Linked DNA regions of Homo sapiens: region 2 is linked to region 1. A link is a contact called in ENCODE Hi-C or POLR2A ChIA-PET data. All regions are on one chromosome and are shown on one strand. Each heading gives the region's core, a stretch centred on a gene start or an enhancer-like site at or near the end of the contact. The rest is flanking DNA. Distances are from core to core; before and after follow the strand shown. Region 1 has its middle 32 kb from the start of CLIP1. Region 2 holds the start of CLIP1-AS1 (CLIP1 antisense RNA 1).

Region 1 (7,118 bases), core at 1,385-3,884:
GAGATCGCACCACTGCACTCCAGCCTGGGCAACAGAGCAAGACTCTGTCTCAAAAAAAAATTAACAAAGTATATATATATAAATATATGTATTCCAGTAACAATATAAAATGTAACATACATATATGTGTAATATAGTTTAGTTAACATGTATTACAAAGAAAAGTTAATATATTAAATAATACATGTTATATATTATCTATTACAACTTATCTTTTATATATACACACACACCCACACTCTTTAGTTAATACATATATTAGGGGAATATATAGATAGACCTCTAGATAGACCTCTTTCCATATCAGAAGATGTAGATTACCTTATATTAAAAAAATTTTTTTTGAGACAGAGTTTTGCTCTTGTTGCCCAGGCTGGAGTGCAGTGGTGCAACCTCTACTCACTGCAACCTCCACCTCCCAGGTTCAAGCAATTCTCCTGCCTCATCCTCCCGAGTAGCTGGGATTACAGGTATGCGGGATTACAGGATAATTTTGTATTTTTAGTAGAGACGGGGTTTCTCTATGTTGGCCAGGCTGGTCTCGAACTCCCAACCTCAGGTGATCCACCTGCCTCGGCCTCCCAAAGTGCTGAGATTATAGACATGAGCCACCACGCCTGGCCCCATATTTTAAATTATTTAATTTTTTTTTTCCCTAGAGATGAGTTCTTGCCATGTCGTTCAGGCTGGTCTTGAACTCCTAGGCTCAAGCGATCCTGCTGCCTCAGATTCCCAAAGTGCTGGGATTACAGGCGCGAGCCACTGTACCCAGCCTCCTCATTTTTTTAAACCATTGCGTTGTAAGATCATAGTGTGCTATGATTTCAACAGATTCCTACCAATAGACATTTAGGTTATTTTCAGTACTTGCTACTACACACATTGCCACAATAAACAGCCTTGGGTGCATATATAGTATACTCGTATTTCTTTTCTTCTTAAAAATGTTTTTTGTCTTACCAAGAAGCTTGAATCTGAAGCGCATACAGTGTGCTTTTACAAACATAGTTGTAGGATTAATGCTTAGATTAGAACCACTGAATCTAAAATATGTACATTTACATTTTTAAAAAAATTACCCTCCCAAAAAAGAGTGAGCCAATTTATATCCCCACCAATAATGTATGAGAATGCCTGTTCCCCTCTACTTTAACCTTTCTTAAATGTAAAACCAATCTTACTCCATCAAATACAGGCCATCAGAGCCTACCTGGAAACAGCTATGCATATGTTCCTGTCAGATAAAGCCATTTGAATCCCAAATGAAATTCCTAAAGCTAAAAGGAGATAAGGGTGCCTAAATCTGCTGGGACCAGTCAGATGTTGAGGTTTATGCTCTGCTGGTCAAAAATTACCTTACATTTTATTAGAGTTTACATCAGTTATCACGATTTCAGCAGCTGGTCTAACTCAGACTAGCGGAGACAATAAGGAGACTCATTAGCTCACAAAACAGGACGTTTGCAACACGGTTCAGCTTCAGGGCTGGTTGATGTAGTGGCTCAAGCCGCTAAATTTCTCAAGCACCCAAAATCTTTTCTTCTCTTTCTCTGCCATTTGCGGAGGTGGCTTCATCCTTCATTCAACCATCCTAAGGTAAGATGGTTGCCAGAGCAATGGATATGATATATGATACATTTCTGTCTCATGCGTTGTGTGAGGAGACCACCAAACAGGGTTTGTGTGTGCAGCAAGGCTGTTTATTTCACCTGGGTGCAGGCGGGCTGAGTCCGAAAAGAGAGTCAGCAAAGGGTGGCGTGATTACCACTAGTTCCTTTAGGTTTTGGGATAGGCGGTGGAGTTAGGAGCAATGTTTTGCAGGCAGGGGGTGGATCTCACAAAGTACATTCTCAAGGGTGGGGAGAATTACAAAGAACCTTCTTAAGGGTGGGGGAGATTATAAAGTACATTGATCAGTTAGGGTGGGGCAGAAACAAATCACAGTGGTGGAATGTCATCAGTTAAGGCTATTTTCACTTCTTTTGTGGATCTTCAGTTGCTTCAGGCCATCTGGATGTATTCGTGCAGCACAGGAGATATGATGGCTTAGTTTGGGCTCAGAGGCCTGACAATTTCCTATTCATGCTTTCTTGTGGTTTGCTTTGCTTTTGCTTTTGCTTTTGCTTTTTTTTTTTTTTTTTTTTTTTGAGACAGAGTCTCACTCTGTCTCCCCAGGCTGGAGTGCAGTGGTGCAATCTTGGCTCACTGCCACCTCTGCCTCCCAGGTTCAGGCGATTCTCCTACTTCAGCCTCCCTAGTAGCTGGGACTACAGGCCTGCGCCACCACACCTGGCTAATTTTGTATGTTTAGTAGAGACGGGGTTTCGCCCTTTAGGCCGGGCTGGTCTCGAACTCCTGAACTCAGGTGATCCGCCTGCCTCGGCCTCCCAAAGTGCTGGGATTACAGGTGTGAGCCACTGCTCCTGGCCTTTCCTATGGTTTTCTAAGTGTGCGTGTGCATGCACACACACACGTGCACGCACACACGCACCCTCTGGCATGCATCTCCTTGGCCCAGGTGGGCCCAGATGGGCCCAGGTCTGTCCACCCTGAATATACCATGATCAGGGTAAAGTGAGTATTGCACAGTCAACTATAACATTCACTACTGTGCTTCCATTTTCAAAGACTGAAGCAGAGACTACCAGAAGTCCCGCCCCCCTCAAAGCCATTCTACCCTCTTCCTGTATCTGATTCTTCCTGCCATGTGACATCCAGAATGAAGACATTTCCTAACTTCCTGTGTTATTAGGGATGGCCATGAAAATAAGTTCTGGCCAAGCTGAAGTAGCCCATGCAACCTCTTGGAAGTGTGTGTGTGTGTGTGTGTGTGTGTGTGTGTGTGTGTAAGAGATGGAGGCTTGCTCTGTTGCCCAGGCTAGAGTATAGTGGCATGATTACAGTTCACTGCAAACTTGAACTCCTGGGCTCAAGCGATCCTCCGGCCTCAGCCTTCGAGTAGTTACGATTACAGGGGTGAGCTACAGTGTCCAGTCCAGGCAGTTTTCTTAAAGGGAGAGGGCAAACATTTATCTTTCTTTTCTCCCTCCTGCTGATAGGATGTGATATTGTGACATAATAAGAAATAGGCCGGGCATGGTGGCTCACGCCTGTAATCCCAGCACTTTAGAAGGCCAAAGTGGGCAGATCACTTTCGGCCAGGAGTTTGAGAGCAGCCTGGCCAACACAGTGAAACGCCGTCTCTACTAAAAATACAAAAGTTAGCTGGGCATGGTGGCACATGCCTGTAATTCCAGCTACTCGGGAAGCTGAGAAGGAGAATCACTTGAACCCGCGAGGCGGAGGCTGCAGTGAGCCAAGATCGCACCACTGCCCTCCAGCCTGGGTGACAGAGCGAGACTCTGTGTCAAAAAAAAAAAAAAATAGAAATATACATTTTGATCTTTGTTGCCCCTGGCTTCTGGCCAGAGCTCCTAAAACCTTTGCAGTTTCTAAAGCAAAAAATGTTAGGAGCATCTTTCGTTCTACCATTTGGTCTTTGACCCTGTCTCCTAATACGAGCGCCTAATCCTTTGGAATTTTCTGGGTGACAGGAAGACCTATTGTTCTAATGAAGCCAAACTTGGTGGGCTCTTGGATAGCTTCAGGATGGGGGCTGGTCACCAGAATGACCAAACCATGATTAGCATCCTGAAACTTTCAGCCTCACCCTCCGTCTTCTGGGTGAGGGGAAAGGGCTGGAGATTAAGTTAATAATGGATCACGCCTGCATGAAGAAGTCTCCATAAAGGCAGAGTGTGGGGACTCAGTCTGTAAACCTAGCACTTTGGGAGGCTGAGGCAGGAGGATCACTTAAGCCTCTGGAAGTTGAGGCTGCAGTGAGTCGTGATCATGCCTCTGCACTCCAGCCTGAGTAGTGACAGAGCAAGATGCTGTCTCAAAAAAAAAAAAAAAAAAAAAAAAAAAAAGGCTGGGCGCAGTGGCTCACGCCTGTAATCCCAGCACTTTGGGAGGCCAAGGCAGGCGGATCACCGGGTCAGGAGATCAAGACCATCCTGGCTAACATGGTGAAACCCCATCTCTACTAAAAATACAAAGAAATTAGCCTGGTGTGGTGGTGGGCGCCTGTAGTCCCAGCTACTCCCAGGAGGCTGAGGCAGGAGAATGGCGTGAACCCAGAAGGCGGAGCTCGCAGTGAGCCGAGACTGCACTCCAGCCTGGGTGACACAGCGAGACTCCGTCTCAAAAAAAAAAAAAAAAAGAAAGAAAAAAGAAAAGAAAAAGAAAGAAGGAAAGGCCGGGCGCAGTGGCTCACGCCTGTAATCCCAGAACTTTGGGAGGCCGAGGCGGGCGGATCACGAGGTCAGGAGATCGAGACCATCCTGGCTAACATGGATAAACCCCGTCTCTACTTAAAAAAAAATACAAAAAATTAGCCAGGCGTGGTGGCGGGCGCCTGTAGTCCCAGCTTCTTGGGAGGCTGAGGCAGGAGAATGGTGTGAACCTGGGAGACAGAGCTTGCAGTGAGCCGAGATCGTGCCACTGCACTCCAGCCTGGGCGAAAGAGCGAGACTCCGTCTCAAGAAAGAAAGAAAGAAAGAAAGAAAATCTCCATAAAAATCTCTGAACTTGCAGGCTAGTAAACGCCCACATGCTGGGGGTGTGGCGCACCCCTGCTCCCCGGGGACAGAAGCTCCTGTATTCAGACGCTTCTGCACCTTGCCCTATGTACCTGTTCATCTGGCTGGCCAGGTATATCCTCTATCACATTCTCTATAATAAACTAGTAACTGAAAATGTTTCCTTGAGTTTTGTAAGCCATCATAGCAAATTATTGGACCTAGAAAAGGGGTCATGGGAGCCTCGATTTGTAGTCAAGTCAGACAGAAGTCTGAGTAAACTAGGGACCCACTACTTGAGATTGGCAACCGAAATGGGGGGAAGTCTTGTGATACTAAGCCTGTGGGGTCTGCTCTAAGCTCACGTCATTTGTGTCATAGTTGAATTGTGGAACCCCCAGTTGATGCCTGGAGAGTTGAAGAGGGGGTTGGTGTGGGAAAAACCCCACACATCTGGTGCTGGAAGTGTTGAGTGTTATAGAGAAAACCATTTGCTAGGCTGAGAGCAGTGGCTCACGCCTGTAATTCCAGCACTTTGGGAGGCTGAGGGAGGATCCTTTGGGAAGATTGCTTGAGCCCAGGAGTTCAAGATCAGTGGTAATATAGTGACACCCTGTCTCCACAAAAATAAAAATAAAAAAAAAGCCAGGTGTGGTGGTGTGCGCCTGTGGTCCCAGCTCCTCAGGAGACTGAGGTGGGAAGATCACCTGAGCCCAGGACGTCAAGGCTGCAGTGAGCTACGATCACACCACTGCACTCCAGCCTGGGTGACACAGCAAGACCATGTCTCAAAAAATACGACCAGGCGTGGTGGCTCACACCTGTAATCCCAGCACTTTGGGAGGCCAAGGCGGGCAGATTACTTGAGGTCAGGAGTTCGAGACCAGCCTGTGCAACATGGTAAAACCCTATCTCTACTAAAAATACAAAAATTAGCCAGGCATGGTGGTGCACACCTGTAGTCCCAGCTACTTGGGAGGTTGAGGTGGGAGGATCACCTGAACCTGAGGTGGGAGGTTGACGCTGCAGTGAGCTGTGATCAGGTCACTGCACTCGTGCCTGGGTGACCTAGGGAGATCCTGACTCAAAAAATAAAATAAATTTAAAAATACAGTTTTTTTTCCCCTATACACTGAAGTACAGGTGTAATGACTGGTCCTAGAACCATCATGTTGACCCCAGCAAGCGACCCTGTGCCACTTTTGGACCCCTGTTATGGGTTGGCTTGTGTGCCCTCCAAAGAGATATGTTAAAGTCCTGCCCCTGGGCCAGGTGCGGTGGCTCACGCCTGTAATCCCAGCACTTTGGGAGGCTGAGGTGGGCGGATCATCTGAGGTCAGGAGTTCAAGACCAGCCTGGCCAAATGGTGAAACCCTGTCTCTACTAACAATAACAAAAATTAGCCTGCCATAGTACCCAGCACCTGTAATCCCAAATACTCCGGAAGCTGAGGCAGGAAAATCCCTTGAACCTGGGAGGCAGAGGCTGCAGTGAGCCGCGATCGCACCTCTGCACTCCAGCAACAGAGCAAGACTTCATCTCAAAAAATAAAATAAAATAAAAAAGTCCTGCCTCCCAGCGCCTTGGAATGGGATCTTAGGAAACAGGGTCTTTACAGAAGTAATTGAGGAGGTCAGTGGGGGTAGGCCTGACTCCAATATGATGGGAACCTTCTGAAAAGGAAGTTTGGGCACAGACACGTGTGGACACACAGGACAGATGCCATAAAGGGAGAATCCATGGGAACAGGGAGGACGGGGTGCATATGCAATCTAATGAATGCCTGGGGACACCAGAAGCTGGGAGGGGAGCAAGGAACAGTTTCTCCCCTGGAGTCTTCAGAGGGACCAGGGCCCTGCTGACACCTTCACCTCAGACTTCAGCCCCACAACTGTGAGACAATACATTTCTCTTCTTCAAATCCACCCAGGTTTTTGGTAGTTTGTTATAGCAGACCTAGGAAACTAATAAAAACCACCTACTTTTGGTTTTTGTTTGTTTGTTTTTTGAGACAGTGTTTCACTCCCATCACCCAGGGTGGAGTGCAGTGGCGTGATCTCGGCTCACTACAACTTCCACTTCCTGGGCTCAAGTGATCCTTTTGCCTCAGCCTCCTGAGTAGCCGGGACTACACGCATGCACCACCATACCCAGCTAATTTTTTTTTTTTTTAAGTAGAGACAGGGTTTCACCATATTGGCCAGCCTGGTCTCAAACTCCTGACCTCAAGTGATCCACCTGCCTTAGCCTCCCAGTGTGCTGGGATCACAGGCATGCGTCACTGTGCCCGGCCGTGTGTGCGTGCATGTGTACGTGTGCGTGCATGTGTATGTGTGTGTGTGCGACAGGGTCTCGCTGTGTCACTCAGGCTGGAATGATATGGCACAATCAGGGCTCACTGCAGCCTCAACCTCTTGGGCTCAAGCAATCCTCCAACTTCAGTCTCCTGAGTATATGGGACTACAGGTGTGCAACACCACACATGGCTAATTTTATTTATTTATTTATTTATTTATTTATTTATTTATTTAATTTTTT
Region 2 (7,118 bases), core at 3,080-5,579, 59 kb before region 1:
AGGAGGCAGGATCTGCAGTGAGCTAAGACCATGTCACTGCACTCCAGCCCGGGTGACAAAGCAAGACTCCGTCTAACAAAAAGAAGAACAAGGCCAGGTGCAGTGGCTCACGCCTGTAATCCCAGCACTTTGGGAGGCTGAGGCAGGTGGATCACCTGAGGTCAGGAGTTCAAGACCAGCCTGGCCAACATGGTGACACCCCATCTCTACTAAAAATACAAAAATTAGCTGGGCATAGTGGCGGGTGCCTGTAATCCCAGCTACTCGGGAGGCTGAGGCAGGAAAATCGCTTGAACCCAGGAGGCGGAGGGTGCAGTGAGCTGAGATCGCGCCATCGTACTCCAGCCTGGGGCACAGAAGCGAGACTTCGTCTCAAAAAGAAAATAATAAATAAAATAGTAATAAGAACTTCATGTCAGCTTTAGGACATGAAAAATAAATGACATTTGGGATGTCAAATTTAGTATTCCTGAAAGTAGGACTATTCTTCCTCCCAACAACACAAAAATGTGTTCTACCCTTCATAAAGTCAAGATTTAGTATTTAGCGCGTTAGATACTGTCATAGCCTCAATGCCTGGAAAACACCAGCACCTGGGGGATGTTTCAAATAGTTGGAACACCATTTGAATGCACCACCACCAGTCCATACAAGAATCACAAATGTTAGTTGTATCACTAATTCTAAGAATCCAAGCTCCTCATTTTCCTCTCAGATATCACTTCTTATCACTACACATTATTTGAACAGTAAATTACATAAAAATCTGTCTTCCAAGCCAGGCACAGTGGTTCACACCTGTAATCCTAGCACGTTAGGGGGCTGAGGTGAGAGGATTGCTTAAGTCCAGGAGTTTGAGACCAGCCTGGGCAACACAGTGAGACCCCCATCTCTACAAAAAAATACAAATTAACTGTGTGTGGTGGATCACGCCTATAGAGCGAGCTACTCAGGAGGCCGAGGCAGGAGAACGGCTTGAGCCCATGAGGCCAAGACTGCAGTGACCTATGATTACACGACTGCACTCCAGCCTGGGCAATAGAACGAGCCCCATCTCTAAAAACAAAACAAAAGAAAGAAGGAAATCTGAGGTTGGGTATACATACAGTTCAAGACCATAGCCTTCTCAAAACATAAAAATATGCTTTCTGTATTTATTCCTTTTAATAAGCAATCCCCTATAACCTGCCTCATTAAGGTAAGAATATTCAAAATATCCACATAAGGAAAAAATTGACTTGTGGTAGAAGAGAGTGAGTGAGTTACCAGGATCTTGAATGAAAACAAAACAGGGCCCCAGCAATGAATCCCAAAGTTTGGTGGTGAAGTTAGTGCTGTACAACACTTCACGCAAAGCACAGAGGGCAGTCACTGTTCCAGGAGCCCCAGAAAACCACCATGGCAAGCCGGCTCGAGAATCACTCCCACTCTAATGCCCGCTACCACTCAGACACATCTCAGTAACTACCCTTCCGTGAAAGAGATCTTGCAAGGTGAATGTGAATTCAAAGGTTAAAGATTCACTTCTATTCTCCCTAATAAGAATACATACTAAAAGCACAAAAATTGTTTTTTGGTTTTTTTTTGAGACAGGGTTTCATTCCTGTTGCCCAGGCTGGAGTGCAGTGGCCCACTCTCAGTTCACTACAACTTCCACCTCCCAGGCTCAAGCAATCCTCCTGCCTCAGCCTCCCGAGTAACTGGGACTACAGGCACACACCACCACCCCCGGCTAATTTTTGTATTTTTAGTAGAGACAGGGTTTCGCTATGTTGGCCAGGCTGGTCTTGAACTCCTGACCTCAAGTGATCCACCCACCTCGGCCTCCCAAAGTGCTGGGATTACAGGTGTGAACCACCACACCCAGCCAGAAATGTTTTTAATAATGAAACTTGATCTAAAGAAGTTATATATTGTCCCTGTGGCTAAAATTCACTGCAGATTGGCAATCTTGTTTTTTTTTTTTTTTTAGATGGAGTCTCACTCTGTCACCTAGGCTGGAGTACAGTGGCATCTCGCCTTACTGCAACCTCTGCCTCCTGGGTTCAAGGGATTCTCCTGCCTCAACCTCCCAAGTAGTTGGGATTACAGGCGTGTGCCACCATGCCCAGCTAATTTTTTGTATTTTTAGTAGAGACGAGGTTTCACCATATTGGCCAGGAGGGTCTCGATTTCCTGACCTCAAGTGATCTGCCCGCCTCGGCCTCCCAGAGTGCTGGGATTACAGGCATGTGCCACCATGCCCAGCCAGACTGGCAATTTCAAGTTCTTACAACTTATGTGTACAGGATGGCTCATTTCTACAAAGCTATCTTAAAGACAACCCAGTTAAAGAGAGACATTTGAAAGGGCATACACCTAGTGGACCCATAAAGGGCTCTTAGTCTCTAAGAAAGTGTTTTAAGAGTCTAGATCTTGGCTGGGCACGGTGGCTCCCACCTGTAATCCCAGCACTTTGGGAAGCTGAGGCAGACAGATCACCTGAGGTCAGTAGTTCGAGACCAGCCTGGACAACAAGGTGAAACCCCCATCTCTACTAAACTACAAAAATTAGCCGGGTGTGGTGGTGCGCACCAGTAGTCCCAGCTATTCAGCAGGCTAAGCCAGGAGAATCACTTGAACCTGGGAGGCAGAAGTTGTGGTTAGCTGAGATCAGACCACTGCACTCCAGCCTGGGTGACAGAGTGAGATTCTGTCTCCAAAAAAAAAAAAAAAAAAGATTCTAGGTTTTATGTATTTAAGAAAATAGGGACATGTGACTGTTTCGGAGGGGGAAAAACAGAGAACACACAGGGCAATGCTTTTAAAAGCACAGTCTACTTCAAAAAACAGGATGTGATGTCTCTCTGACACTGACATGCTTTATGGGTGCAAAGCAATAAGAAAATTATTATTTGGGAGGTGGTGCATCATCTCTCCACTTAAACTCACAGTCAAACTTAGAAAAAAGTTCCATTGTTTACGTACTGCATTACTTAAATAAAAGATGAAAAGGGGCCGGGCGTGGTGGCTCACGCCTGTAATCCCAGTACTTTGGGAGACTGAGGCGGGCGGATCACTTGAGGTGAGTTTGAGACCAGCCTGGCCAACATGGTGAAACCCCGTCTCTACTAAAAATACAAAAAAATCAGCTGGGCGTGGTGGCACGTGCCTATAATCCCAGTTACTCTGGAGGCTCAGGCACGAGAATCGTTTGAAGCCGGGAAGCGGAGGTTGCAGTGAGCCAAGATTTCGCCACTGCACTCCAGCCTGGGCAACACAGTGAGACGCTGTCTCAAAAAAAAAAAAAAAAAAAAAAAAGATGGAAAGGGACAATTTATCAAGTGTTTGCACCCAGAATACAGAAACACAGGGTTTTCTAAGTTTTTATTTACTTAAAGGGACAATCCTTTAGGCCAGGCACAGTGGCTCATGCCTGTAATCCCAGCATTTTGGGAGGCCGAGGTGGACGGATCACGAGATCAGGAGATCGAGACCATCCTGGCCAACATGGTGGAACCGCATCTCTACTAAAAATACAAAAATTAGCTGGGTGTGGTGGTGCGCGCCTGTAATCCCAGCTCCCAGGAGGCGGAGGTTGCAGTGAGCCGAGATTGCATCACTGCACTCCAGTCTGGCGACAGCATGAGACTCCGGCTCAAAAATAAAAAAAAAGAAGGACAATCCTTTAAAAAGTTAATATTAACCCTCAGAGACTAGCTTTCTGAATATCTGTACGAACCAACACCTTTTCTTCCAACTCCAACTGAAACAGGTATAAACAGCACAAGGCAAAATAATCAAAAACAGATGGTGACAACTTCTCGATTGTGATGCATCTGAATTGAGACCTCTGGGTCATAAAGAATTTCTGCCACTGATAACCTAGTCTAATCATTTCAAACTGTTACTTTTTCACAGAAGAAAAAACTTTATGTTTATTTGCAGAAAAAATGGATAGTAAATTCCGTAGCAAATAGAGCTACTGACTAATCACGTACACACAGTAAAAACACTTTCTATTCAACTGTGGAGTTTTCTGCCTTTAAAAGTCCTGCCAGAGGATACTCACAATAATTTTCTCATCATTATACGATCTCTTTCAGCAAAATAAAGAGGGCCTGGTGTCAATGTCTTTACTTTTTATCTATAAGAAGTTGAAGAAAATCAACACAAATCTAGAATATGAAAATAGTACCTCATGGTGTCTGTAGAATCGGGGCAGGCATCAGCTCATATCCTGCCAGAAGCTGGGCAAACATTTTGAACAGCCTGGCTATGAGGTCATGACAATGACCTCACAAACAGGAATTCTCATGTTAGTCGCCCTCTGGGCTGAAGCCTCACCACTTTAAAGGAATCTGGAGCTGATGACTCAAGAAATGTCCTTCCTCCTAAGAAATTATCCTCCCATCTGAGATTAGCAGCATCTAATCTCAGTTTTCTCCACTGCTGACCAGCATCAGCAACACAGGTAAGCAGAGACAAGCAAGTCCACCTAAATAGCTGAACACCAGTCATGTACGCATATCTGTATTACCTGCAAACTTCTGGTACGCAAGTTTTTATTTTGGTTCGGTTCCAAACACTTTTTCTTAGTATTCTTTACTGGAGGATTGGGCTACATTTAAGCATCCCCGCCAGGCGTGGTGGCTCACGCCTGTAATCGCAGTACTTTGGGAGGCCAAGGCAGGCTGATCATGAGGTCAAGAGATAGAGACAACCCTGGCCAACATGGTGAAACCCCGTCTCTACTAATACAAAAATTAGCTGGGCATGGTGGTGCGTGCGTGTAGTCCCAGCTACTTGGGAGACTGAGGCAGGAGAATCTCTTGAACCTGGGAGGTGGAGGTTGCAGTGAGCCGAGATCGTGCCACTGCACTCCTGCCTGGCGATAGAGCAAGACTCCATCTCAAAAAAAAAAAAAGAAAAAGGAAAGAAAAAAGAATCCTGATAACTGAGTAGAAAATAAATCATAAACTTAAAATGTTACCCTTGCCATCCTAATAAACTATTGAGTTCACCAGCCCCAATATTTACCCTGTTTACTAAGGAGAAGTGGAGATTAAGATGTCTAAGTCATTTTGAAAATGCCAGAAGAATAAAGCCTCGGGACAGCTCCGGAATAGCCCTGTGTATCTTTGTGAGGAAAAGGCAAAATGGCCAGGCTGTTGTTTCCTCCCTCTTAAGAGTTTTGAAGTTTGCAAGCCAGCACAGAGTAAGAATTAGTGACATTTTATTATTTCTAAGTGCTTAAAAATTCTGAAATTGAAGGGAACTGTAACAGGGACTCAGAACAATTATCTCAATGGAATCACTGGTAATTTTTATCTGTGTTTTCTTGGGTCTATAGAAATTTTATTTAATGAACAGGTATAATTAATTTCACAGGCAGAAAAAAAATTCTTTTGAGCCACAGTAAAACGGCTTCAACCGAAAGAGTGAAGAAACAGACTCTACTGAGCTGCTTTCTCCACAGAAACAAGAGTGCAGTACAGCCAAGCCAGGATGGAAGTGAATACATATGGAGAGGGGGAGAGGGTGGCTAGCTGTTCACCAAGACTTTTTTGTTGTTGTTTATTTTTTTTTTTTTGAGGCAGAGTCTTGCCCTGTTGCCCAGGTTGAACTGCAGTGATGCACTCATGGCTCATGGCAGCCTTGACCTCCCAGACTCCAGCCATCCTTCCACCTCAGCCTCCCAAGTAGCTGGGACTACAGGCAGACACCACCACACCCGGCAAATTTTTTTTTTTTTTTTTTTTTTTTTTGTAGAGATGGGGTTTTACCATGTTGCCTAGGCTGGTCTTGAACTCCTGGGTGCAAGCGATCCACCAACCTTGGCCTCCCAAAGTGCTGGGATTACAGGCGTAAGCCACCGTGCCTGGCCTCTTTTTCTTCCTGGATTCACACCATATTTCCCAGCTCCCGCTACAGTTCAGTATGATCACGTGACTGAGTTCTAGCCAGTGGAATAAGTGTGTGAGGCATGTGCCACTCTAGGCCTAGCCCAGAGGAACCTACTGTGTACAATCCCCCATGCTCTTTGCCCTTCTGATGGCTTGATGGAGACAAGCCCAGCAACCTCGAAAGCATGTACTGAAGACAACAGAATCAAAAGATGGAAGAGTTCAGGCGTGTGGCTCATGCCTGTAATCCCAGCACTTTGGGAGACCAAAGTGGGTGGATCATCTGAGGTCAGGAGTTTGAGACCAGCCTGGGCAACATGGCAAAAACCTCTCTCTACAAAAAAATACAAAAATTAGCCGGGCATAGTGGTGCACGCCTGTAATCTCAGAGGTTGCAGTGAGCCAAGATCACACCACTGCCCTCCAGTCTGGGCGACAGAGCCAGACTCCATCTCCAAAAAAAAAAAAAAAAAAAAAAAAAAGGAAGAAAGAAGTCTAGACACCTGAATCACCTCTCCCCATTTTCCCATCAGTAAATATGTATCCTAAACTTTTCCAAAACTGAAAATCAACTTATCGGCCACGCATGGTGGCTCACACCTATAATCCCAGCACTTTGGGAGGCAGTCCGATCACAAGGTCAGGAGTTCGAGACCAGCCTGGCCAACATGGTGAAACCCCATCTTTACTAAAAAAAAAATATAAAAATTAGTCGAGAGTGGAGGCGCATGCCTGTAATCCCAGCTACTCAGTAGGCTGAGGCAGGATAATCGCTTGAAGCCAGGAGGCAGAGGTTGCAGTGAGCCAAGATTGTGCCACTGCACTCCAGCCTGGGCAACAGAGTGAGACGCCGTCTCAAAAAAAAACAAAAAAAAAAGAAAATTAACTTATCAGTTTCAGCCACTGAAATAAGTGGGCTTATATGGTATAGTGGCAAGCTTATTTTATGTAATACAGTGGCAAACAGATAAAAACTTTGCTTAGAGCTTTGAATCATCTTGGCCAAGTAAATTCCTCAAATAAATTAATTTTAAGGGACTGGGCTTGGTGGCTCATGCCTGTAATCGCAGCACTTCGGAAGGCCAAGGCAGCCGGATCACCAGAGGTCAGGAATTTGAGACCAGCCTGGCCAACATGGTGAAACCCTGTCTCTACTGAAAATACAAAAAAAAAAAAAAAAAATTAGCTGGTCGTGGTGGCAGGCGCCTGTAATACCAGCTACTTGGGAGGCTG

The links. A loop is a pair of places that touch in the nucleus more often than their neighbours do. ChIA-PET counts read pairs that join two places held with the same protein, here RNA polymerase II (POLR2A). Pooled maps may share reads with other maps.
Region 2: a map of CD4-positive, alpha-beta T cell shows a loop between it and region 1 (5-fold over the local background). The contact joins the promoter of CLIP1-AS1 here to the enhancer-like site in region 1. A Hi-C loop is called at or near these places in 13 of 168 maps with a recorded cell type or tissue (CD4-positive, alpha-beta T cell, Caco-2, IMR-90 and 10 more), 8 of 37 single-sample maps with no recorded cell type and 16 of 50 pooled maps. POLR2A ChIA-PET finds 5 or more read pairs at or near these places in 34 of 52 experiments (A549, A673, AG04449 and 27 more).

Annotation. Positions count from the first base shown.
Region 1 is chr12:122,451,422-122,458,539 of GRCh38, forward strand. No RefSeq gene overlaps it. Among named protein-coding and RNA genes, the nearest start is that of CLIP1, 32 kb to the left of the region's middle. RefSeq lists enhancers at 6,560-6,609, 6,640-6,699, 6,720-6,769. Within about 2 kb of position 2,635, at least 7 of the 41 ENCODE cell types and tissues checked have a DNase peak (open chromatin) inside an H3K27ac peak, as active enhancers do; they include CD4-positive, alpha-beta T cell and thyroid gland, where a contact is called at or near this core.
Region 2 is chr12:122,391,213-122,398,330 of GRCh38, forward strand. CLIP1-AS1 (CLIP1 antisense RNA 1) reads left to right here and starts at 4,330. Exons shown (of 3, transcript NR_045382.1): 1 at 4,330-4,453; 2 at 5,371-5,493. The region is part of intron 1 of CLIP1 (CAP-Gly domain containing linker protein 1); the gene reads right to left.